Linked DNA regions of Homo sapiens: all the other regions are linked to region 3. A link is a loop called in an ENCODE intact Hi-C map of the cell type or tissue named here. Cell type or tissue: heart right ventricle. All regions are shown on one strand.

The links. Peaks named below come from ENCODE experiments on the same cell type or tissue, not always from the same donor. Only the 100,000 strongest peaks of a DNase experiment are listed, where the experiment ranks them.
Region 1: a loop joins it to region 3, with 2.0 times the contacts of the local background. A loop is called at or near these places in 2 of 110 quality-filtered maps.
Region 2: it touches region 3 in a loop (3-fold over the local background); 4 of 110 quality-filtered maps call a loop at or near these places.

Annotation. Positions count from the first base shown.
Region 1 is chr9:13,771,548-13,779,547 of GRCh38, forward strand. No RefSeq gene overlaps it. Among named protein-coding and RNA genes, the nearest start is that of LINC00583, 150 kb to the right of the region's middle. In heart right ventricle, no CTCF peak of the experiment used is centred here; no DNase peak of the experiment used is centred here.
Region 2 is chr9:13,858,810-13,866,809 of GRCh38, forward strand. All of the region lies in intron 7 of LOC101929507 (a long non-coding RNA gene), which reads right to left. Among named protein-coding and RNA genes, the nearest start is that of LINC00583, 65 kb to the right of the region's middle. In heart right ventricle, no CTCF peak of the experiment used is centred here; a DNase peak (open chromatin) is centred at 4,492; H3K27ac peaks cover 3,694 bases.
Region 3 is chr9:14,318,011-14,326,010 of GRCh38, forward strand. The region is part of intron 1 of NFIB-AS1 (NFIB antisense RNA 1); the gene reads left to right. It also overlaps a transcript of NFIB not described here. Among named protein-coding and RNA genes, the nearest start is that of NFIB-AS1, 4.9 kb to the left of the region's middle. RefSeq lists a silencer at 4,234-4,893. In heart right ventricle, CTCF peaks have their summits at 4,634 (motif pointing left) and 4,834; DNase peaks (open chromatin) are centred at 3,051 and 4,451; H3K4me3 peaks cover 6,417 bases; H3K27ac peaks cover 8,000 bases.

The DNA of each region.
Region 1 (8,000 bases), 550 kb before region 3:
TGAAACTCTTCTAAAAAATCTTGCCAGCTCTTTAACACAACACGCTTAAATAGAAGTGAGCTGGCTAAAAAGCTGCCTCCAGAGAGGCAATTTGGAAACATCTGAGGGTCAAAGACAGGTAGCAACCATCGAGAAAAGCCTTTATAGAGTGGTAGAGGAGAGCTTTCTCTGCCTAGAAGACATATTGCTCTCACCCAAATCCAGGTTGGTCTATAAAAGCTCTTCCCTGGCAGCTGCAGCTGGCATTTTGAAAATCACATTATATAGGAGGCATTTTTTTAGAGGGCCTTTTGCAATGCACATTAGCAAAATGTATTTCCGTACTTCCGTGAATTTCTGAATTAGCAGATTACACTAATGACAGCCATAGCAACAGAACTACAGTTAATGAAGAAACTCTAATTGAGAAAGAAGAAGCTCTGTACTTCAAGAAATTGCGGCCACAAATACTGTAAACTTTCTGAAATTAATACACGGAAATAAACCAACATGAATGGACATGAGCAAAGCGGCCAAAGAAGCAAACACTGCTGGACTAACTGGACAAAAAAATAAAATTAGTAGTATAATAAATTATGATTCCTTAGGAGAGAGTGGTGGTTACAAGCATGTATATATACACATATATGTATATATAAGCATGTATATATACACTATATATGTACATATACTATATATACATAAGCACATATAATTCATGTATATATGTAGTATATACATGCTTACGTATACAGAGTATATGTACCTAACGGTACATGTACATATATATATTTGTGCTTGTGTTAACACATAAAATATGTTATAAACTTTACTTCCATGTATTTACAGCCATAATCCTTGTGTTCTTTTATTATTAAGGTTATAAGTAAAAGGCATTATGCTAATAAATTAAGGAGACTCATTCCACCGGATTCTATTGTAATATCTCTGCTTAAAGTATTTTGGTGGCTTCCAGTGGCACTTAAAATAAAATTCAGCCTGATTCAATAGCCTACAAAGTCTGCAGGATCTGACTCTTGCATCTTCCCCAACCTCAAGTCAGCCACTCTTTGCTTTGATCACGACACTGCAATCATCCTTATCTTCCACAAGTGCCCCAAACACTCAAACCCCATTCTTGCTTTGGGGCTTTGCTATGTGCTGTATACTCTAGCAGCTGAGAGTTCTCTTCCCTCTGCTGTTATCATGGCTGGCTCATGCCTCAACTTAAGTATAAACTCCTCACAGAGACCTCTTCAATTCTCCATATTTAAACTGATTTTCTCCAACCCCTCCACCACTATGTCCTCCCAGAAGTAAATTTTATTTCATTATGGAACTCATCACAAATTGTGCTTTTTTTTCTGTTTATTGTTGTTTAATAGCATATGGCCTGTCTCTCTCACTAGGTCGAAAACTGCATAAGGGTCGGGCAAAAATCTGTCTTGTTCACCATTTGATGTCCCACACCTAGCACGGTGTCTGGTTCACATTACCTGCTTGCGTCTGCTGGCAAAGCCGCCAAAGGGATGTGCCAAGGCAAACCTTAGTGATAATTAATTATTTGTTGGGAGGTACAATCTCTGGGCAACAAGGCTGAGAGGGGAAAAAAAGTGAAATAAGGAAAAAGGAGACACAAATATAAGGTCATAGTCAGGGCTGTCAATTACCAAGCTGGCTGTAGCTTCCCAAGAGACACAGTCTGTTGCTCAGCTATAAAGGATATGTTCAGATGAGCTAAACAGAGTCCCTGCACCTTAGAATGGTGGATTGGAGAAAACAAAAGAAAGGAGTTTATATCCTCTTTTCTCTCATTGATCAAAGTTCTCCAGTAGGAAGGTACCTACCCAGCCCCTGGTACTCTCAATCCCCGTACTTCAGGGAAGCCACTAGGGAAGCCAGATGGCAGACCCTGTGTTAGAATGCTTTATTATTGTTACTATTTTTGAAGGCAGTCTCTCCCTCTGTTGCCCAGGCTAGAGTGCAGTGGCACAATCTTGGGTCACCGCAACCTCCATCTCCCAGGTTCAAGGGATTCTCCTGTCCCAGCCTCCCAAGTAGCTGGGATTATAGGCATGTGCCACCACACCCAGCTAATTTTGGTATTTTTAGTAGAGATGGGGTTTCACCACATTGGCCAGGCTGGTCTCGAACTCCTGACCTCAAATGATCCCCCCACCGTGGCCTCCCCAAGTCCTGGGATTATAGGTGTGAGCCACCGTGCCCAGCCTAGAATGCTTTATTTAAGTTGCAAAGTGGTAAGAGGAAGAGGAGGCTTATGAATTTTGTTAAGTTGAGCCTGAGTTCCAGGTTTGTGTGGCTTCTACCGCAAAGGGTATGATGGACATAGTGTCGGAGCTGAGCACTCGCCAGGGAAGACTGAGAAAGTGGGTGTTCCCCAGAGATAGTCATGGCAGCTGCTGCCGTGGCAGTACTAGTAAGAGCCAGAACTCTCCATAACCAAGTGGCCGAGGGCCTAGGACAGAAATAAGGCCAAGGAAATGGGAGAAGGTTCTTCCATCTGATTTGGTGCTCAGTCAGTGTTTGTCAAATGAATAATAGCAGAATGGATAAATATAATGCTAGAAGCAGGCCAACTTAGTAAATGGATCCACTTAAAACCTGAATGGTTTGAACATTTCTTGTCTGGAAAGAAACCACTCTTGAATCTTACCATTTTAAACATGCAATATGACTTACCACTTCTGGACTTTCAGTAGAACGGAGTCTATTCATTATCTCCCAGCTCAGCCCTTTATTTCATTTCTGGCCACATGCACCAACAGCCTCATCCACCTTTCTGGTACATCTCTGCCCACTCCTCATCAGTTACAAAGTCATTTGCTTTGGTCTGGTCCATCTTTCTGTATCTCAGCAGATCAATCAGCAACTATTTACTGGGTGTCTAGTGTGGACAAGCAGCATAGGAGGAGTCATTGACTAAGAGTTATGGCAGCTGGATTCAAATCTTATCTAAGCTCCAGCTTCACGGAAGGGAAGCCTAGCTTAGCCACCGCATATCTCAGCATTGGACCAATGGGAAAGGGAAGGAATTTTGAGAACATGTACTAATCTGGCTGATGCTCAAAGAAGACCACCAGCAGCTCATAAGTTTCAAATGGCATAAAAATCTGGGGCTCAAATTGAGTTGCAGTGATATCTAAATGAGAGAGTGGATGAAGAACCACATATTTGAAGTGCAAGATGAGGGAGGACAATTCTGTAGTTGACATGTTTTGTCACTTCCTTTGGTTTGGGAAAAAGATTTAAGCCCTGAAGCTTATAGTATATGAAGCTGATGCCAGCCATCAAATAGAAGGGCCTGGTAGAGAGGAGAACGGAACTACAGTTTATTGAACATCTGGTGTGTGGTAGGCAACGAACATACAATTACTCAAATTAAGTCTATCCTCACCAACACTTTATATAGAGGTTTTATCATTTCTGTTTTACAGATGAGCAAATGGAGACTCAGTAAGGTTATGCCACTCCCCCAATTAAAGGCAATAACATTCGCTTGACTCTAAATTTTATGATTTCTTGCCATATCAATCAAACTTATAGAGAGACAAATACTGGGGCGGGGAGGGGCAGAATTTCATATTTCTAATCTGACAGGCTGGAGACCAGGGTAGGAGTCCATTCCCAACAGGGTTTAGGGGCTGAACTCACTCCAGCCCCCTCATTGCATATCACTGGACAAAACATTCCACCCTCTGTGCTTCTATTTTGTCTATATAATTGAGGTACAATTAGTTTCAGAGTGTGCCTAGGATTTGTCTTTCTGTCTCATTTACTGTACTGCTGTGTGAACTAAACAAACAAAATAAAAACCTTATAAGTCCCATATCCACAAGGAAGTTACAATCCTGTTAGAGAAAAGAAGAATACTCATGAAATTATTAGCAACACCAGATAGAACGCAGCTCCTCTTGGTGTGCATTATGTATATGTGCGTGCAATACAGATACGACAGAAGATACCAGAGGTGTCATCATTTTAGAAGGTGAAAAGGAAAGCAGGAATCTGATTCCGTGTAGAATGAGGGATGTGGGGAAAGAATGAATAAGGGAAAAAACAGGCAGGATCTAAGACAACTGTTGTCTTTCTTCAAGACCATTGGAATGGCTTCCATAGTCCTGTTAGTATAGACCAAATGTTTGGTCTAAGAACTCCCCTCTCTACCGTCCCCCCTCCTACCAAATACACACAGGTGCTTACGCGCGCGCGCGCACACACACACACACACACACAAAGATAAACTATAACTTTCCCCAAAAAATTGCAGTCACTTTCCATTTGACTTCTAGTGCTATTTGTTGGAATTTTAGAAAGGCACATTCTCTTTCCCATCTCACAATTTTGTGCCCTGTTAATAAAATACAGCTAGTCTACTTGTTTTCCGTACTCAAAGATGTTTGCTGGAAAGGAAGGGAAGGAGAATACTAAAAATAGAAAATGTAAAACTGTTGAATTTTTTTGAAAGTTGGGGAATCATGTATTCAGGATTCCATTTTCTCTTCTATTGATTTCAAGCAAAAGTAATCCAAACCAAAAACGTGTGTCAAAGGGATGGCATGCATGTGTAGAGACAAATAGCTTAGTCTAAAATGGAGTAATAAATAATAGCATTCATTGTTGAGCAGACTAGACTTAAAATTATATGCAGAGTTTCTGCATAAGCTACTTTTTCATTCAAAAACTTTTCTATGTATTAACATTTTTGGACTCTGAGCACTTTTATCTTGGTCTTATCCCAAAAATAAAGTTTTCATAAGTTGAACATAATGTCTTCAGGTGCTTTTGAGCTAAGCAAGGATAATTTTAAAAATCACATTTCTACCTTTATAACAATTAAAGAGAACATTTTGTGTATGGATAACTCCAAGCCATACAAAGTATAAAGCTGAAACTTTCCGTGTGTCTAATTCTCAAGGAAAGTAGATCTCTTGGATAATTTCAATCCTTTTTCTTAAAGATAATAAAGTTATGAATGTAGCCCAAAAGCCTCAGGCCTCATCAACCTGTGTATACAAATGTTTTAACATTAAAATGTAAACCTGATTTTTTCTATTTAAAAAATATTTACAAAACATTTAAAACTGCAACAAACATTTTAAAAAAACAAGAATAAAGAACTCATTGCCTAGAGAGAACAAGCATTCAAATTGTGCCATATTTGCTTCAGAAATGTTTTGGGGGGAAAATGAAATGCATGGAGTCGAATCACAGCGTGTGCCTTCACAGTTTCCCCTTTCTCAGAGGAGATCTTCTTGGGGGTAACTACCATCCCAAGGCAACTTGTGTTCTTCCCCATCCCTGTTTTTAAAAAATGCCACCATAGATATGTATATGCATCCAAAAAATATATTCCAATGTTTCATGTATTTTAAAACATATATATAAGTGGCGGCATATTGTACTTATCCTTTTGCAATCTGCTTTTTTCACTCAACATTTTGTTTTTGAGAATTATTCATGTTGATGCAGAGAGGAAGTTAAACATTATTTCAAACAGTGAAAACATCCCAGCTCACAGAGGAAGTCTTGAAAAGTCCACATGGCATTTTGTGGATGTCCCCAGGAGTGTCTTGCACATGCTCAGGAGTCCCCATGCTGTGTGGGGCTGCCTGAGTGTCAGGTTCCTCAGCCACCCTTTCCTCAGCTGCTGACTCAAGATTCTGCTGTCTTCTAGACTGCTAGAGCCAGGACCTGTGGATCCAGATGTCCTCACTGCTGCCACTCTTGGGGCCAGCCAAGCCTCCATGCTGCCCTTACCCTCACTCCAACAGACAGATATTCACCAACGTCTCCAGGCATCAATGTCCCTCATACTTGTGGGCCCCCAACAAACAGTAGTTGGCCAGAAAATGAGAAAGAGCTCCCATACTTTGGTGTAACTGTTCAGGGGCCTGTACCTGGGTGCTTCTGTTAGGTGTTTCACAATTTGAGTGAGCTCTCTTAGGTCACACACAGAGAAAGGGAACGTTGACAGCTCTACATCAGCAGGCACATCACCTCCTGACTGAATCAGACTGGGTTCCAGGCCCAAGCTCCAACTGTAAAGATGTCTCCTCATTCTCCTCCAGCCCTCTGGCTGGGCTTCTGAGTGAGCCTTTATTCTCTCAAAGACCAGCTGATTTCTTCCTGAAATAAATGGTTTGCATCTTTCCAGGCTCATCCTTGATGAAGAGGTGGGGTTCATATATTTTATTTTCTTTTTACTCCCATGTTTGACTTCTAATATAATGCAAGTAGATGCTTGGGCAAGTAAGACAGAGAAAGGGGGAAAGTGCCACTCAATTCCACTCACCAGAAAAAATTAAACTTAGCTTTGGCTCAGCTAGGACCCCAAATACATCAAGACAGGTATTTGAGGTGAGAGGTTTTTTGTGTCTGGGCTAGGTAACCAAAGAAATGAATTACAGAAATGTAACCTATGATGACCTCATTTTTTGGAGGTCTGTGTGGCAAGCAAAAACACTGGGAGCCAGTCTCTCTAAATCGTTGCTGAAAAATTATTCTGAAAATAGTAGAATGATTTATCCAAGCCCCATGTGATTCCTTTCATAGACTGTTTTATTCCTAGGTTGAATATAAACTTATTGTCATACAAACACTATTTCAGAGTTCATACTTAAGGGTGTTTTTATATTTATCATCCACATTGTTCATGCATATTCTTTATTCATTAACATCATAAACATCTATAGAATGCTTACTATGTGCAAAGCTCCAAGCTACACACTCATTACAACATTAATCTTGGTCTATCTATCTTGGATTGAGATCTTCTATTAATACGTTACTCCCCTAGTAACTTGGGGCTTTCCTAGGCAGGGGTTGTGTCTTATTCATCTGTATATGAAACTTTAATTCAAATTATGGGTCTATCATTTGCTGTGTTAGCTGCGGTGCATTCACATATAACAGACCTCAGTTATGTGAAATTAATATAGTGATATTTAATGTAAAAAATTAGAGTGAGGATTGAATTTATTATAATCTATGTGGAAAAACAAAATCAGTACCTAGTGAGTATCAGTTTCTTTTCTGGGTCTGTAGCACTTTAAGCAAGGCTTTGAAGGAGAGTAAAGAGATAATAAATGTTTTCTGAATGAAATCATACAATACAATTCAAGAAACCCCGGTAACAACCACATGGAAAAACACACAAAGCTTAGAAAATGCTTTTTAGAGCTTCATGTCAGCCCCAGTTAATTTCCTCACTAATGAAACTCCGCCTGCTTGTTTCTGAAAGACAGAGGATGCACTGAGACCCTCAACCTTTGTATTTGCTAATCTGTACATCGTAAGTACTTAGCACGGAATTGACTCAGTGTCTACATCAGGGCAGCACAAACCAGCATGGGGCTGTGGCTGACTTTGATTTGGAATCCTAAGTGAGCCCCCTCAGCAGGATGCCTGAGCTCACATCACCTGCCCTTGTCAATCATTTTGCCTTTCCCTCCAATTCTATTTCAGATGAGACTCCCAAGGAAACACGGGAAATCATGCCATCCTCAGAGGCTGGGAAAGTTCAGTCCCATCCGAAACCCAAATGGGCCTAAGAGCTTCTAGTTTTAAAAATAATTTTAAAGCTCTTGATACTTTTGTCTCTAAAGATGTATTTTACAGTGGGATGGCCACATATACGCAAATTAGCTTACTATAAAATGGTCTTTATTTTTAACAGTAGATTTAATTTACTGTGTAACCCAGGGGAGTCCAGAACAGGAAAAGGCCCAAAGCAACAGAGAAAACAAAGCATTGACAATGTGCGAAGCTGTCATTTCTCTGAGCTCAGGCTGTGACAATCATCTGTTCAACACACTTGTTCATGACCTCTTAAGACCCTTCTAAACATCATGACACTTCTCAACACACACATATCAACGGCTATCAAAATAATAAACCGGTAAGGAAGCATAGCCAGGGAAGGCAAGTGACACGGGGTGCAGAGTGGCCCATTTTGCTAGGCAGTTTTTCACAGGGTCACTGAAGGCCACACTGGTTGCTCT
Region 2 (8,000 bases), 460 kb before region 3:
CAAGTGATACATACTATGGTTACACACCCTTTATCACACACCTTTTTTTCCTGGTGTTAAGAGTTCCATCATTTTTTTTAAATTCTATTTGTTTATTCACATCTCTAATTAAACCTCTTTTCATCTACCAAACTTTTTGAAATATGCCCCTTAATCGCTTTTGAACACGATTAAGCTCATTAGATAATTTATCATTTCTCTTTTAATGGATATAATCCTATTTGAATTTTCCACTCGACTGCTCCAGTCTATATTTAATACATTGCTCTTTTGAGTTTCACTTTTGTTACCTGGGAATTTCTCTTTGCAAATTTTCTTTCCTTCACATCTGTATTAGATCCTGGTTCTGGTATATTTGTCTTTCTCGATTTACTCTTATCTTACTAGAAAACATCTTCCAGCAACTTGCTGAAAAAAAGTGCATTGGAATGAAAATTTTTGAGACCTCACATATCTGAGAATGCCTTTTGTCATTACATTAGACTTGTAATTGTTATGAGTAGAAGATTATGGATTGAAGATCACTTCCTTCAAAATTTCAAAGGCACCATTGTTATCTACTTTTCAACAAAGTTGTTGGGAAGCCAACTGCCATTCTCACAGTATCCTGAAAACCTGATCCATTTTATGTTTGAATCCTTTTTTTCGATTTTCTATTCTTGGAAGATTTTTTAAGCTTGTTTTTATTGTGAATGTCTTGGTGTCAGTACTCAGTGGGCCCCATTCATTTGAAGATATTTGTCCTTTGGTTCTCTTGTTTTGTTTCTTTGCTCATTTTTCTCTTACTTCTCTGCTTATTTTTTCATAATTTCTACTAGATCTATCCTCTAATTTCCTTATTCTCAGTCTCTTTTTGTCCGTCTATTTGTTTTATTTCTGAATAACATTATTATCCAAAGTTTAGTGATTTTTAAAATTTTAAGCTATTATATTTTTAATTCCTAAAAGTTCCAACTCATTCTCAGATTATCCTTTTTAAAAATACCGTGTTCCAGAGTTCAGATATCTCCTAGTTTTCTCAAAGATAAACTATGTATTTCTTTTTAAAATTTTTTCTTATGTTTGGAGATTTTTAAGAGATGGAGTTAGAAAGTTCCTTATTTCGAAATTTTGAAACCAGATGTCTTGAATCTGATTTTAAGAAATTTTACCTTAATTACAAATGGTTCCCAATCATTGTTCACTAATATAGTCACCTAAAAAGCTCAAGGACATCATTGGGCCTTATCTCAGATGTATCAAATCAGAAATCTCATAGGGGAAGATCCCGAAATCCGTTTTGTTTTGTTTGTGTCCCAGATGACTACAAGGCCAAGTTGGCAAATTGCTACATGGATATTTTGTTGTGTTCTTAACCCTTCTCATGTGATAGTGACTAAACCTTTTTATCTGTTTCTCACAGCAATATTCCCTCCAGACTAGCTTGTTCGCAATTTGGAACAGAAGGGAAGGATTGCAGGGATGTCAAAGGTCTATTGCATCACTTTGTTATTGAATGTACCCATGAAACTGCACGTCTCCTTTGCCTTACATTCTATTTGCCATAGGCCAGAAGTAAAGGTCTTCATCTAGTATGACTACATTTTATTTTTCTTTGTCCAGCGTCATCCAGTGCCACTCTTTTCCCTTTTATCCATAACGTTCCTTTGCACACGAATGAATATATATTCTGTATTCCAACCACAGCGATCGCCCTGCCTTCATTCTACCATAACGCATGGTATCATGTCTCCTTGTCTTTCCACATACTGCAACAATAAATAGATTACTATTCCTTGTGCTGCATCTTTCTAAAAAGTCCAGAATAATATGTGGGATAGATTAGGTGAAGGAGCTTCAATGTACATGGACCCCGTTTTCTGTTTGTTATATCCCCTCAACCCACACACACAGATCTCCAGCTTTGTTCATTCGGTTCTAATATGACACTCCCCAAAAATGTCCGCCTCTTTATCACAGTCACCTGGAGTTACAGCCGTTAAGAAAAACATGCTTGAAATCAATGTTTCTTATGAGAGACTAACGCTAATAAAACTGTACAACAACCAATTTTATTCTCTCCCCAGCCTTGCAACTGCTGGGGAAATTAAGACATTATAGTTATTAGTCTGATCTCGAAACTCCGTTATAAATAAAATGTGACAGCAGATTTAATTGTTGAGAATCAGATCCTTAGTTCCTTAGAACAATACTCTACCAGGAAATTTGCTGGAAAAACTAAGTGCTTTTATGGCAAATAGATCTGTCCTGCCTCCTTCTCATTGCAAACAGAGTCGAGTATGCATGTAACCTATTGTCAGCCCCTCACCCACTCACCAGGCAAAATTCCAGGGACATGAAGTCAAAGTTGTCATCCTATGATACACAACTGAATTACACTTTCCTTTGCCACACATAAAAGGGGGCAAAGGTGGAAAATAGGCTGGGCTTAGAAATAAAAAAGGACACTGTCATTTTGTAGGGAATTTGAGTTAAAATAGGGTCAAAATGAAATGACACTTTCAACGACCAATTCAGAGTCAATGAAAATACCAGATAGTGTTTGCAAAGCCACGGCCTCTTGAAAAGCATTCTAAGGAAATTGCTTAAAGTGTCTATATGTGCATAATTGTTTATTCTCAGAACTATGGGCCAGTTCTCTCTGAGCACATACTCAAATCACAGCACACAGTAACATATAGGCCTGGGGGCAGTCAAAAACAAAACATGCAGTTCTCTTTGTAGGTCAAATTCCAAAGCTAAGAACTTTGGGAATATGTCTAAATGTTCCCCCCCTTGAGAATAGAGGCCTTAGGAGGACATGGTCATATAACCTAGGGGTCATTTACAGAAATACCCCAGGACCCTGTAGGAGTTAAAAAGACCACCTAAGAGAGCCTTGAAGATGAAGTTTCCCATAAATGGGGGATTAATGAATTTGGAAGACAATGAAGTGCAAAGAGATGAGTCAACCTTTGAGCCATAACTTGAATAAAGGGGTAAACAATTATTAGGAAGTGAGCTCCAGATTGTTTGTCCACTTGGGTTCACCATCTCTGGTGCAGATGTGGCCCCTTCCCTAATGTGATTACTAACAGGTAATCCAGCACCAGGCAAGTGTGAGTTTCTGACAATTTGCAGAATTCTTACCAAGCAGGAACTAGAAATCACATGGGAATTTGAGTGAGACCTGGCTATTGAGGACCTAAATAAATCCTTATGGAATCAAATCAATAATATATATATGCGTATCTAAATTTTCATATTAATAATTAATTTGCCTATATTTGCAAATTGTATAACATAAGAAGCTATAAAATGTATATAAAAATTAGTGTTTATAACATTTGTAACACTGTCCCATTTAATCCTCACTTCCATGTAGTTCCATTTTACAGATGGGAAAGTTGAGGCCCAGGAAAGGTTAAAAGGAATGATCTGAGATCCCGTAGCTGAGACCTGAGATTCCAAATAAGTTTTTAATCTCAAAATCAAAGTGGTTTTTTTAATCAAGGAAGAAAAATTCTATTTGAACCAATTCTAAGTTTTTCCATGCTTTTTATTACTTATACCTTCACCTCACATCTTTTCACATGAAAATAATTTAACTATTTAAATAATTTAAGTATTTAGGGCTAAGGGAGACCATCCACATTCCCAAATATCACACTACTAACACTGTGTTAGAGCCATCTGCAAAAAAATGGCCAATGTTATGAACTGAGTCTTCATCTTTTACTGAATGTCAAGTGTTAAATTCCGTGAGAAGCGGCATCTTACAGAATGCACAGCATTTTCAGCATTTCCCCATTATGGATTCCAAGTCTCTGCATTAATGCAAACATAGGGTCTGATATCCTTTAATATTAAATCCCCACTCTAGCCATCTCTAACAGAAAGTGGCCTTTGGGTGCCTGCCTGAAATAAATGGGGCTGGACAGGCACATTGGTCTTTTCTGGCACCCCAGAAACCAGAGATATTCCTCCCACAGTGATTTTGTGTGCAGCACTGAGTGCATGAATCTTGGATGTTGTTTCAAAAGGAACCATGAGCCATTTATTCTTAGCCTGAAATTGGCAGGCTTTACATTTTGGAGAATTTTTAATAGGACTAGCAGAGGAACCAACATTAGGGATTATTTTCTCAGTGTGGGGTTAGATGTGTAATGCATATGTTTGCCCTGAGGACCCCAAGCCACATACTGTAAAACTCTGTTAAAATGCCTTTCTCTGCAACTATTAACATTTTCCTGTGCACATTGTTCATTTATAATAGTCCCAGCCAAAAGTTTAGAAAGCTATGTTCCCCCATAGACCATTATTTTTATGCTAATTAATTAGCAAAACCAATATCTCAGCTATGAGATTCCAAGCTCTAGCTACTCAGTTTGGCTGAAATCTGTTTTTCTAATTATTGACTACTTTCTGCTACTTTAAGTCCGCCACCTAAGTTCTTGGACAGAGCTAGCTTCTGGGAGCAGGGGATGTCTCCAATGGCAACACAGTTCCACACTGAGTGGTGGAGTGGGAGGGAGGGATTGCAGCTGTTGGAGTCACTGTGGATTTGGGAGGAAGTAAGAGGAAGAAAGAGAGGAGATTTGTAGGACAGACTTAAAAAGGAAAAGACTAAGATCTTTTGACAAAATTTCAGTGAGGTGCAATTCTCTAAAGTTGCTAATACACTTCAACACTCTTAAAGGGAACATAGTATTAAAAACATATACAACAAGGAGATAATGAGTTAGACTCATCTGGAAAATAATTCTGTGTATATATTCTTGTGTTCTTAGGCTCTTGATTCTTTGATTTTATTTCTGAATTCCTGGAGCTGACTATATTTTTATTTCCAATTTGACAGGAATTTAGGCAGATTGTTTTCTCATTATTTCCCATATTTACAATTTACATTGCCTGTCTGATTGCTTACATTTGGGCATACAGATATACAGATATGAATATACACACATATAAATAGATACAAATAGATATAATCTCTCATGGATTTTCTATCTGATTATGATGGTTTTTATAAGGGTAAGAGGGAACAGAGCAGCTACTAATACTCTGAGCATAAACCATGCCTCATGGGCTATGTGTTCCATCTCATTCTAACTTTATAACAACCAAAGAAGAAAGAGTGATTATCCCTAGGTAACAGATGAGAATAATGAAGACTAGAGAGGTTACATATGTGACTAAGGTCCTAGTATGTGGTAGAGATAAGACTTGAATACAGATTTGTCTAGAAGAACACTGAGGCTCTTTCTCCTAAAACATGTTTCTTGGAAAAAGACTTGCACAACACGTGTATGCCTGCAGTTTGTTCTTAAAAGGAAAGTTCTCCTTTTAATTCCTTATTATGAACATTTACTTTTAACTCCTAAGACCACTCTCTGAGTGTGTACAAATGTATCATTGTCATAAGACATTTTTACACCTGTCAAATGGGAAAGGTCATTTCTTAAGAGCAGCCAGCTGTAAGTCAGGGGTTTTAAAATTAAAGAAGGAATTATGGGGCGTGACAGGCAATAAAGAAGGGGATTGTGTGGGAGAAACAAAACAGTTTGAAAAAGAAGAATCAGAGACCAAAGTTATATTTGGGGGATAGGAGGCAGGGTTGGTGTTTGGTGGTTTGTTTCTTTTTTTGCTAAGGGCAATTTTTCTCAGGAATCTATCCCACCCTTCAATATTTGGTGCCTTTCTAGGCACACATTAAGATCAGCGATTCCCTAAGTTCACAATATAGCGCTACAGCAACTAATTCTCCAATAATCTGATAATTTACTCTGTTAGTAATAATAACCAGCAAGGACTAAAGAGCTTAACTCCTTATTTTCCTCACTTCCAGATGATTTCCTTAGCTTTCAATAGAACCTTGAATGCTTTTGTCAGGAAAAATAATTCAACTGGCACCCCTTGAGGAATCGTGGAGGAAATTTTGCCATCATTTGCATTTTGAGTATTTCCCGAATTTTAATTATCCGTGATTGAACCACTAGTATGATTTCACCATCTTATATTACAGGTTTAGTATGATATACTATTTTTTATATTGACCCCTACTTTTACTGATATAGTTTTGGTTCTATTTGTTTTTTAGATGATAGCTGAGTGGTTTATTGAATTGTCTCAGCTTGGAGGAGTAAAAACATGTTATTGTTTTATTTTTCTCGAATCATTGCCCCTGGTACTATGTCAAATCTCTCTAACCCCTGAAAAAAGTATTGAATCCCGTCTTGGGCAGATTTCAAAAATCTCTCAGGGGCTTTTGGTTATTAAAGTTGCAATTGTCCATTTTCAGTTTTTAGTTATGAGCCAGTATAAAATTTCTTTCTCTACTCCATTGAAACATATATATTCAACCACTGCAGCCCAGGTTACTGGCATCAGACTTGAAGAAGGAGAGGGCAAAATTGACTCTTACTCTTTTCCCTAATCCTTGACCTTGGAATGCAGGCTATCTTATCTGTTCCATCCTCCTCTCTACATTTTTAAGGCCCCATTCTGTAGACATCCTCTTGGAGTTAACAGTCTCTGTTCTCTGGTAGCTGTGAGTCTTTTTGTGCGGGCACCAAGCAACTCTAGGCTCAATCTCTTCCAAATATCTCCAGTTCTGTTCCCCATCAAAACACCATATGACGCCTGTAATCCCAGCACTTTGGGAGGCCGAGGCAGGCGGATCACGAGGTCAGGAGATCAAGACCATCCTGGCTAACACAGTGAAACCCCGTCTCTACTAAAAAATACAAAAAATTAGCCAGGCGTGGTGGCGGGTGCCTGTAGTCCCAGTTACTCAGGAGGCTGAGGGGGAGAATGGCGTGAACCTGGCAGGCGGAGGTTGCAGTGAGCCGAGATCGCGCCACTGCACTCCAGCCTAGGCAACAGAGCGAGACTCCATCTCAAAAAACAGAAACAAAAACAAAAACAAAAACAAAAAAAACATATGACATCCTTTATTTTAACACTTCAGTGGTTTTTAGTATATTCACTCTATTGTATAGTCATCACCACTATATGTTTTAAAAGAAAGTTTTATATCACAACTACAAACATTTTTTTAAAACGCATCATTTGCCCTAATTAGAAGGTAATAGAAGAAAATTACAATGAAAACAAAACTGTGTTATTCATTCTTTGTTACTAAATAGTGCTGCCCATTGAAGTCTTTGGGCTTGAGATATATTCTTATTGCTAAGGAGAGATGTCATTGAGGGCTACATTGATATTGAGCAAGTGAGATTTTCTCCATTCTTATGAATCATCAAAAAGATTAAAGGTGAAAAAATGTTTTTCAAACGTGATTTCATAATTGAATTACTCAATGTCAAGTCCACTTAAAAATCACCAAAGACATGTGTTGTACACTTGAGGAAAACATTGTGTTGGGTATTTCCTGCTGTGTTTAGAGATGGCCCTCCTTTTTCCAGGATCCCTATGCTTTCCTCATTTTCCTTAGCCCTTTTCATGTTTGGATCTCTACAGTTACACCATTCTAGCCATAGCAAATGGCACGTGGGGAATAATTAAGGAACCCAGCCAACAAACAGAACTGAGGCCCCAGACATAGGGCCCCAGTTGAGTTGTCCCAGCATTTCCAGCCATTCCCACCACCCCAGCCAAGATCCAGTAATTACGGAGCAGAGGCGAGTGACCAATTTCACCATTCCTTAATTATCGACCCACAAACTTGTAAGTATAGTAAAATGGTTATTGCTTCTTGGCACTGGATTTGGGGATGATTTATTATACAAAATTAGATACCAAAACCAAAAATTCATAGGGTGACTATTTACCCATGTTTTCCCAGAACAGTCCCAGTATACACCTGTCGTCCCAACATAATTATGATTAGTGCTGGTTTCATTCACCCTTTAAGGCATCCCAGTTTGGATGACAGTTATATGTTCACTCTTCTAATATGCCATGTTCTGTACTCAAATTATGGTCTTGCCAAATGTCTAGTCTTCTAGTATCTTAAAGTTTGCATAACAGAGAGCCGAATGTTGCTTGCTTCTGAATTT
Region 3 (8,000 bases):
CCTAAACTCTTCATCTCTCCCTCCCACACTGAGAGGGTTAAAAGCACTGGTGTGACAGGCCACTTTCATTCACCCCAAAACCTGGCTGAGGAGGCAGAAAGAAGTGAATGATTCTCTCAGCAACAGGAAACTCTGTTATTTCAGTATTCTTAAAGATCTCCTCCCTAGATCTCCTTGCTGCCTTATAAGGGAAAAAAAAAAGTTTCCTTTCTAACTAACAGAAAGTTTATTGATTTCTAAATAGAATGCCAGTGCTTCAGCTCACTGGATTTTTCAAAACCCAGTTGTATATTTGAAATAAGCAACGCTACCACATTTGAGCCTTTCACTACGGATCTCCAGAGAGGAGCTTGACATCTCAAGTATCTAATATTGTTTTTCTTTTAACCTTTTCCTTCCTAAAGAAATTGCAGCGACAGGTTGCAAATCCTGGGCAGTTTCATGAAAGATTTCTTGGAACTTAACAAAGCTGTCATTTCCAATACACTCGATGCCTTTTTTTTTTTTTTTTTTTTTTTTTGGCTCTTGCATGTGGTTTGCAAGAAGGTTCAACTATTCTACACACCCTGGCTGCATCACCAATATCAATATTTAAAAACTAAATGCAAAAGAGACAGATGACCTCCTGACCCCAGAAAGCAGGCCTGCAAAACTGCAAGTATCTACTGCACCATGCCCTGGGATCTTTCCTTTTTCCAAATGAACCACAAAAATCATACATGTGTAGTCTGGAAAACACAAATTTATATCCACAAGGAGGAACACCAAAAATCCACTCATAAATGCATATATAAACAATCAAGAAGTATTGAAAGTGCCTGTACTTGATGAGAATTGCAAAATCAATTTTACCAGCTCAGGTAATCAAATTACCCAGCTCTTAAACTACTACTGAGTACTACTACTACTGTCTACTACTCTTAAACAAAAAACAAAATCATACCCAGCCCTTAACGTACTACTGTCAAATTAGGGTAGTAATTTTTTCCCCACCAGAGAATTCACAACTGGTTAGTTTCCCCACCCCCATTGCTAGCCCTTTGCACTGAAATGAATAAATAACCTTGGACCTTTTTCTCCTCCTCTGGGAGCTATTTGGTGTCCCCTGAGGACAAAAGTAAATGAGAAAAATGACGCTGTTAATAATGTCACTGCCGAAATGCCTCTACTCCACTGTTTAAAAAAAAAAAAAAAGCATCCCACTAAGTGTGTCTACATTTCTAGCATATTTACAAGTTATAATACAGTTCTGATCTCAACACCAACTGAGCCAGATTCCTCCACTAAGGTTATCCGGTTTTCACTTCTCAACAGAGATGAGGCCAGTGCATCAACAGAGATTCCCAACACTGTAAGACACTTGCTTCACAGATTACAAAGTCAGCAGTTGCCCTGTAACTTTTGCATGATGTATTTTAAACTTTGAAAATAGAGGTAATAGTTGCCTCACTTATCCACAATGTTACAAAGGTTCCATATACTCTCTCACACAGTGTCTCTTGTCTGCTGATATTGAGAGAGTTGCAGTTATTGCTCTTTTTCAAAATAGCTGACCTATAAAGTAAAACTATATGACCATTTTATTTCTACAGGTAAACTGGCTTCTATTACCCATATACACATGCCTTGTAACATAGGAAAACAGATGGGTTTTTAAGACAGGTATAGAAAGCTCTGTCCAAAATGGCTAAGTAGTCTTTACATTCTGTATTAAGTATAAAAAGTGCATGGCAGAGCAACTCAAACTTTCTGCACCCCTTTCTCTCATTTCTTCTTTGAAAACTGCATAACAATGCATAACAACAAAATTTCAAAGTCAAAGCAATGCATAACAACAGAATTGTGCATTTTAATTTTCAAATTAAAATTTAAGAAACAATTTTGTAATTACAAAGAAAAAACACAAACAATTGGGCCTAAACAAAATATATGTTCAGTAAACTTTATCTCTGAGTGTATCTGAAATTTTAACTACACAAGCCAATAAATTTCAAAGCAGTAATATTATCAAATTGTGTAATGTCAAAAACTCCAAAAACAAAGTTACAGATGTTCATGACATCACATTCACTCAAAATTATGCTGCTGTTCAGTCTGACCATATTAAAATTAAAGGGATGCCTATGTCTGCTAAAGAATAAAAATTTATTTTGGACCTCAAACAATGAAACCGTCACCATTTCTTGTATGGAACACTCAGCTAATCAATTTCCTATTAAAATAGCTTTCAACAATACTTGGCTTTAAAATTCATCAGGGCCAGTAAAAACGTTTTCCCAGTGCACAAGAATGCAGTCCCAACCACCGATGATAATTACTGTTCTAATAATTTTATTGCCAAAGTACTTTTTCCTGTGTTCCTCATCACTTAGGCAGGAATCTGTAGTATATTGCGTCAGTGAGTTGGAGTGCTTGACCTTTGCCCACATATGATTTAATAGGGACTTTTCAGCGCTAGAGCTTTCTCCATCTCTCATACCATTAAATGAAAACATCAAACCTCAAATGTAAAACTGGAAACCACAACGTTTTGTGTTTCACAAACTCTTTGCAGTTTTTACTTAGGATGCTTAAAGGTCAGTTTCTTTGCCTCACAATGCTTTTCTTCATATTGTAAATACACTGGAAAGTCACACTAATTCTGATTTTGATTAAATCTTGAACTCCTCAGTCATATACACACATACACCCTGCTTATTTACACGTGCATTCTTTTCTAACCACATAAGCATGCGTGTGTTACTTTCTGGACTTATTCCATTTTAGGGCTGATTTAAATGTCTGTTCAAGTGTGGGATCAAAAGTTAACTTTTTCCCGCCTATTGGAAGTTAAAGTTACAAGGATGGTGCTATAAGATCCGTTCAAAGAAAGTCAGAGTTAATCTTGTGTATTTTGGCGCCTTTTCCCTGCCAGCTACTGTACTTGGGGGGTGGGGGAAAAATACTTAGAGATCTTGTCTGTCCTGTCTCAAGTTCAGTGGCAGTTCTTCCAACCCGAGCAGAAGATGGCCATGTTCACAGCCCTAATAATAATTCTGATCACGCCACTTCAGCATCTTGTGTCAAAGTCGAAACTGGCTTCCCCGCCCCCTTCAATCTGAAAGCTGCCAAGTCCTCACACACTTCACATTCAACCACAACTTAATGGATGGGATATTGTGCATTAAAATGTGTCTCAGACGTATTGGGGAAAAGAAGACAAGGAGAACGAGAGATAGAGACACACATAGGAAGAGGAAAAAAATCGGCAGCAAAAATAGCGGGGTTGGGGGGAAACTATTAACAGGAGTGGAAAGAAATCCATCAAAATCGGTTTTAAAAAGTTGGTGGGGGGTGCGGAAGAAAGGCTAACAATAGGATGCCACAAATTCAGGGATGAGGGGATGGGGGTTAGGACTAAACTTTAGAATGAATACTGACTTTAAACATTCCAACACACCAATCAGAGTTAAATAGTACTTCTTTCACTTAAAAATGTATTTTTAAATGAGAATATCTGTGAATTAAAATGGAGAAAAGAATGCTTCAAGAGGAGAGAATGGCCTACAAGGTAGAACTAAAGTATCATTTGAACAGTAATTTTTTTCCACCACTGAGGGGAGAGGGGCATAAAGCAGAGAGTTAAAGCAGAACAAAATGCTAGATTCTGCACCGTTTGGACCACAATGTTACTCACTGATTCCCGTCATAAGAGTGTGTCACATGTACTAAAGTTGCCAACGCTAAATAATAATGCATATTTGCAAATTAGTTCTGCAAATGCAGCACTATAGCCCACAACCTGTAAAACAAAAATGACATTTAGGAAAGGGGTAAAACAGCCACTTTGCAATCCACAAACAGGAAAAGAAAAACTGTGCCAGGGATAGGAGGGGGTGCAAAGAACGAATAAAAGAAGCAAACAAAACCCATCAGTTCAAAGCCACATACCATCGCACTGTATTGCATTAAATAAAAGAGATCTTGAGTCTGTAACAGAACCCTGGGCCGCTGACTTGACGTGTCTCAGGTACAGATTTGTGGATTTTCTCAGGGGTTGTTTTGGTGTCGCTTTTTGTGTTTAGTTAAAAAAAAAAAAAAAAAAAAAAAAAAGCAATCCGGGAGTAGTCTTATGTATTTTTTAATTGTAATTTCTGCACTGCCACAGTTCTTGGCCCGAGAAGAAAAGGCGGTCAAAGTCAAGTCTAAAAGCAGGCAGCCCTTCAGTCTGTCTGGATTTCCAGCTTTCTTTCCTCTCCCTTGCAGAAGGCTGTTTCTCGTGCTTGACTTGAACGCCGTCCAGGATGGTGTGTGTGTGTGCGCCCGCGTGTGCGTGTGTGCATGTATGTGTGTGTGTGGTGGGTTTTATTGTTGTTTTAGCGGGGCTGCTCCAGGAGTGGGGCTGCGCCGGTCAGATGCAGCCGGCACGGCCCCGGGGTCGCGCGATCGCCCCTTCCCCGCCCTCGGATTGGCCTGGCCCGCGGCGGGGCTGCCCCGGAACCGCCACCCAGCAGCGCACCCTTCCGCGCCCGGCCCGCGCTCCTCCTGCAGTCGCCTCCCTGGCTTTCTCTTTCTCCGGCTCGCGGCCCGCCCCGCCCCACCCTACCACGGCCGGCCTGGGCGCGCGGGAAGCGCGGCTCTTCGCTTCCGCCTGGCGGCGGGAAGGAAACCGAAAGGAGGAGCCGGGGGCGGGCGCGCCGCGATGCATATTCATCAGGGCGCCCGGGACCCGGGAGGCGGGAGCGGGCCCGAGTGGGTGTGGCGGCCTGCGCCGCGCGGCGCCCCTCTCGAGCGTGGGTGGGTGCGTGGGTAGCGGTGGGGCTCTGGTCTTTGTGCGGCCGCATGGGGCCGGAGAGCGGCGAGGGCGTGACCGTCTCGGGGGCTGCTGCCCAGGCTCCGCGCGCCTTTGTGCTTCCCGACCGTGTGTCTGCGGCGCGCCGCGGGCAAGGGGCCCCTCGCCGGCCTTCTGGAGCAGGAACCCGGCCGAAAACGCCGCGGAAAGACTCTAAAACAACAATAATGATAAAGAATAAGGAATTGCTGTTACTTCCTCACTTCCCGCCACGTTGCTGGCTTCAACTTCGCCAGGCCACGTTTGTTTCCGTGTAGGAGGACTCCCGAAATGTTCCTGGCTGCGCAGCGTTATCATTAAAGCAAAAGGACCAGAAAGAGCGCACTTTGACTTATATTGATAGGTAGTCACGCGAATATCAAAAAAATAGATCAGTAATTTAGAAGTGGGTGAAACAACCAACACCAAAGAGATAATACAACCCCGGAGTTCCCAGAAGTAAACACTCTAGAGGAGATTGGATAGTGAGTTAATGTTCATAAAGCAAGCAGTTTTGATCAGCATTTTGGAAACAAATATATGTAGGGGGATTTTTTTTTTCTTAGTTTTTGAGTAATGCAATTCTTTTCATGTTAAGTATCTGTAGTTATGTCGGGAAATAATGTTTAACAGTTTAAATTGTTATACAAGTATTAAAAGTAAAAATATAACACTAGCCCTAACATTTACTTAGTAGTAACCCACATACATTTAGAAAAGATTTTATTACAGAGATCCTGACTAATTATGTAATTGCACAACAGACGACGATAGCTTCAGGTATTCTCTAAAAACCCTGTTGAATTATGTGATTACCAGTGAGACTAGAATAGCTCCCGATGAATTATTCTTATCTCTCTACTAAATGTGAGCACGTCAGTATTTTAATCTCAATTATGTTTACCCTCAAAGTCCTAGAGAACTTAAACGACATTGTTCGGGTTCATACCTCCTACAACACGCAGTATTTTTTTTTAAAAAAAGGCATGGCCTTATTACCAAAAAAAAGTTTTTTCCCCTTGTATACACATCATACATACGTTTGGCTGTGTGTGAATAATATACATAGCTATTTTCAGTGATAATAAGTGCAAAACTAAAAGTGGGATTGGCCCAATTAGACTTTAGAAAATGCCCAACTTTAAAATAATTTGTCTAACTGCAAGTTTAACAGTTCCCAATTTCTCCTCCAAAAAAATTAGCATATACAGCTTGGAGAAGGGGAATGAATGACTGGGAGGGAGGGGATACACACATGTAGCTATCTCCACACTCAGCTATAACTTCCCAAGGAAAATTAATTTTTAATGTTTATCTTGCTCCAAGTTATTGTAACCACTTAGCGAGTATAGCTATAACTCAGTCTCCCCACTCAGTTCAAGTGGGTAACAAACAGATCTGTTTTCATTCTAGGATTTCCAAATAGTAGTTTCATGGTCAAGTAAATCACATTTAGTACTAAGGAAACAAATATAAAATATAAAGATTCTATGCAGCTAAATAAAAAATTTATTTAGAGTGAGAGGATAACACTTGACCAACAGAAGAATGATGGATATAGAAATAAGTAACATGTAAGTAACACTTGCATGGGCAGTGTTATCAAATACTAAAACTTTTATGTAAGTGTGCAACAGAAAGTCTTCTCTGTTATTATTTGAAGTCCGCAGCAGAATTACCAATCCCTCCCAATGTCATTACATGCAAAGGAGAAAGGACATTATAGAGAGAATCTAGATTTGTTTAGGAAATATTTTGAGACACAAAATAGGAAAAGGAATAGGGAAAGAAAGAGAAAAGTATTTCCTCCATTCTCATGATGACTTGGAGGAATCCAGAGTTTGTATCACCTGTCAAAGAATTTCTATCTAAGCATTTTATTTAGTCATAAAATGTACCATTGTGTGTCATGTTCAGGCTTTCATATATTATCTTTTTTTATTTGGATGTCTGTTTCTTTTGACATGTGAAGCTTATAATGATACTTATTCCTATATCCAGCATTCTTCTGTTGGTCAAATATGTACACATATTATCATTAGATGATACCTAAGGTTTATAAAATAGGGAGACTGATTTTCAAGCATGTCTTAGAGAAATTGGTCTTGCTAATTTTTAGTTACCTCAACGTGTTGTTGCTTCTAAATTTTTTAATTGGTAAATAGTTATGGTCTTTTAATCTACAACGTCGCCTGCTTTTCTGGTTTTTATATTTTGCAATGTAAATAAATATGCAAAAAACTGAGAAGTGTTTTGAAATAGATGCTCCTTTTTAAATGAAAATTATCTTGGTTGAAAGCCTTTCTAAGAATATAATTAAGGTCCAGTATCTTTTTATATTAATCTTTTGTTATAAATTATAAATAATTATTCATTTTTTAAAAATAGCACTGTCCAACACTAGTTAAGCATTTTGGGCCTCTGGCACATCTAACTGAGTGATTCCAGTGTTTTTAAATGACATTTTTTTCTGCCTTAAGTTGCAGGCACAATTCATTCCATAGAACTTACCAGAAGCTTCACAAATACACTTGCAGTTAAGATTTTTCTGCTTCTTCCTAAAGCCAATTAACTGGTAATGCAGTTTCTGTATGTTGTCTTCAAATTAAGAATTTTAAAAATGTACTAGCAACATCTGTGTATATTTATCTTTGAGAATAATCACTATATAATTATTTCTAAAAGGCTTGCATTATTACAATGCTTTATATCATAATTGAAGTAATTCCTCTACCCCATCTAAACCAGTAATTTTGAGTCATTACCCCAAAGGTGTTTATTTTGTCTTACTTTTCTATTTCTCAAAAATAGAGAAAGTGTGTTTTAATTTCTATGATTTTTATATTATTAAAGGGTACACACTGGTTTATTAGATTTTTATATTTAGTCCATTATTATACCAGAATTTGTGCAAATTTAAAGTATGTAATAAAGATAGTGGCATATTTAGGATGCAATACTAAATAAAACATATACCATCTTTTAAAACAATTGGATATTGAAAAATAATATTTTTAGAATTTAAAAAATACATAATGTATTTTTGAATATGAACATATAAACACATTCTTTTAAAACAATTGGATAACTATTTTTAGAATTTAAAATGCATATTGTATTTTTAATATAAATTTGGAAAGATTCATATTTTTTATTGCCTCAGGCAATAGTTTTAAATATTTCCTAATTA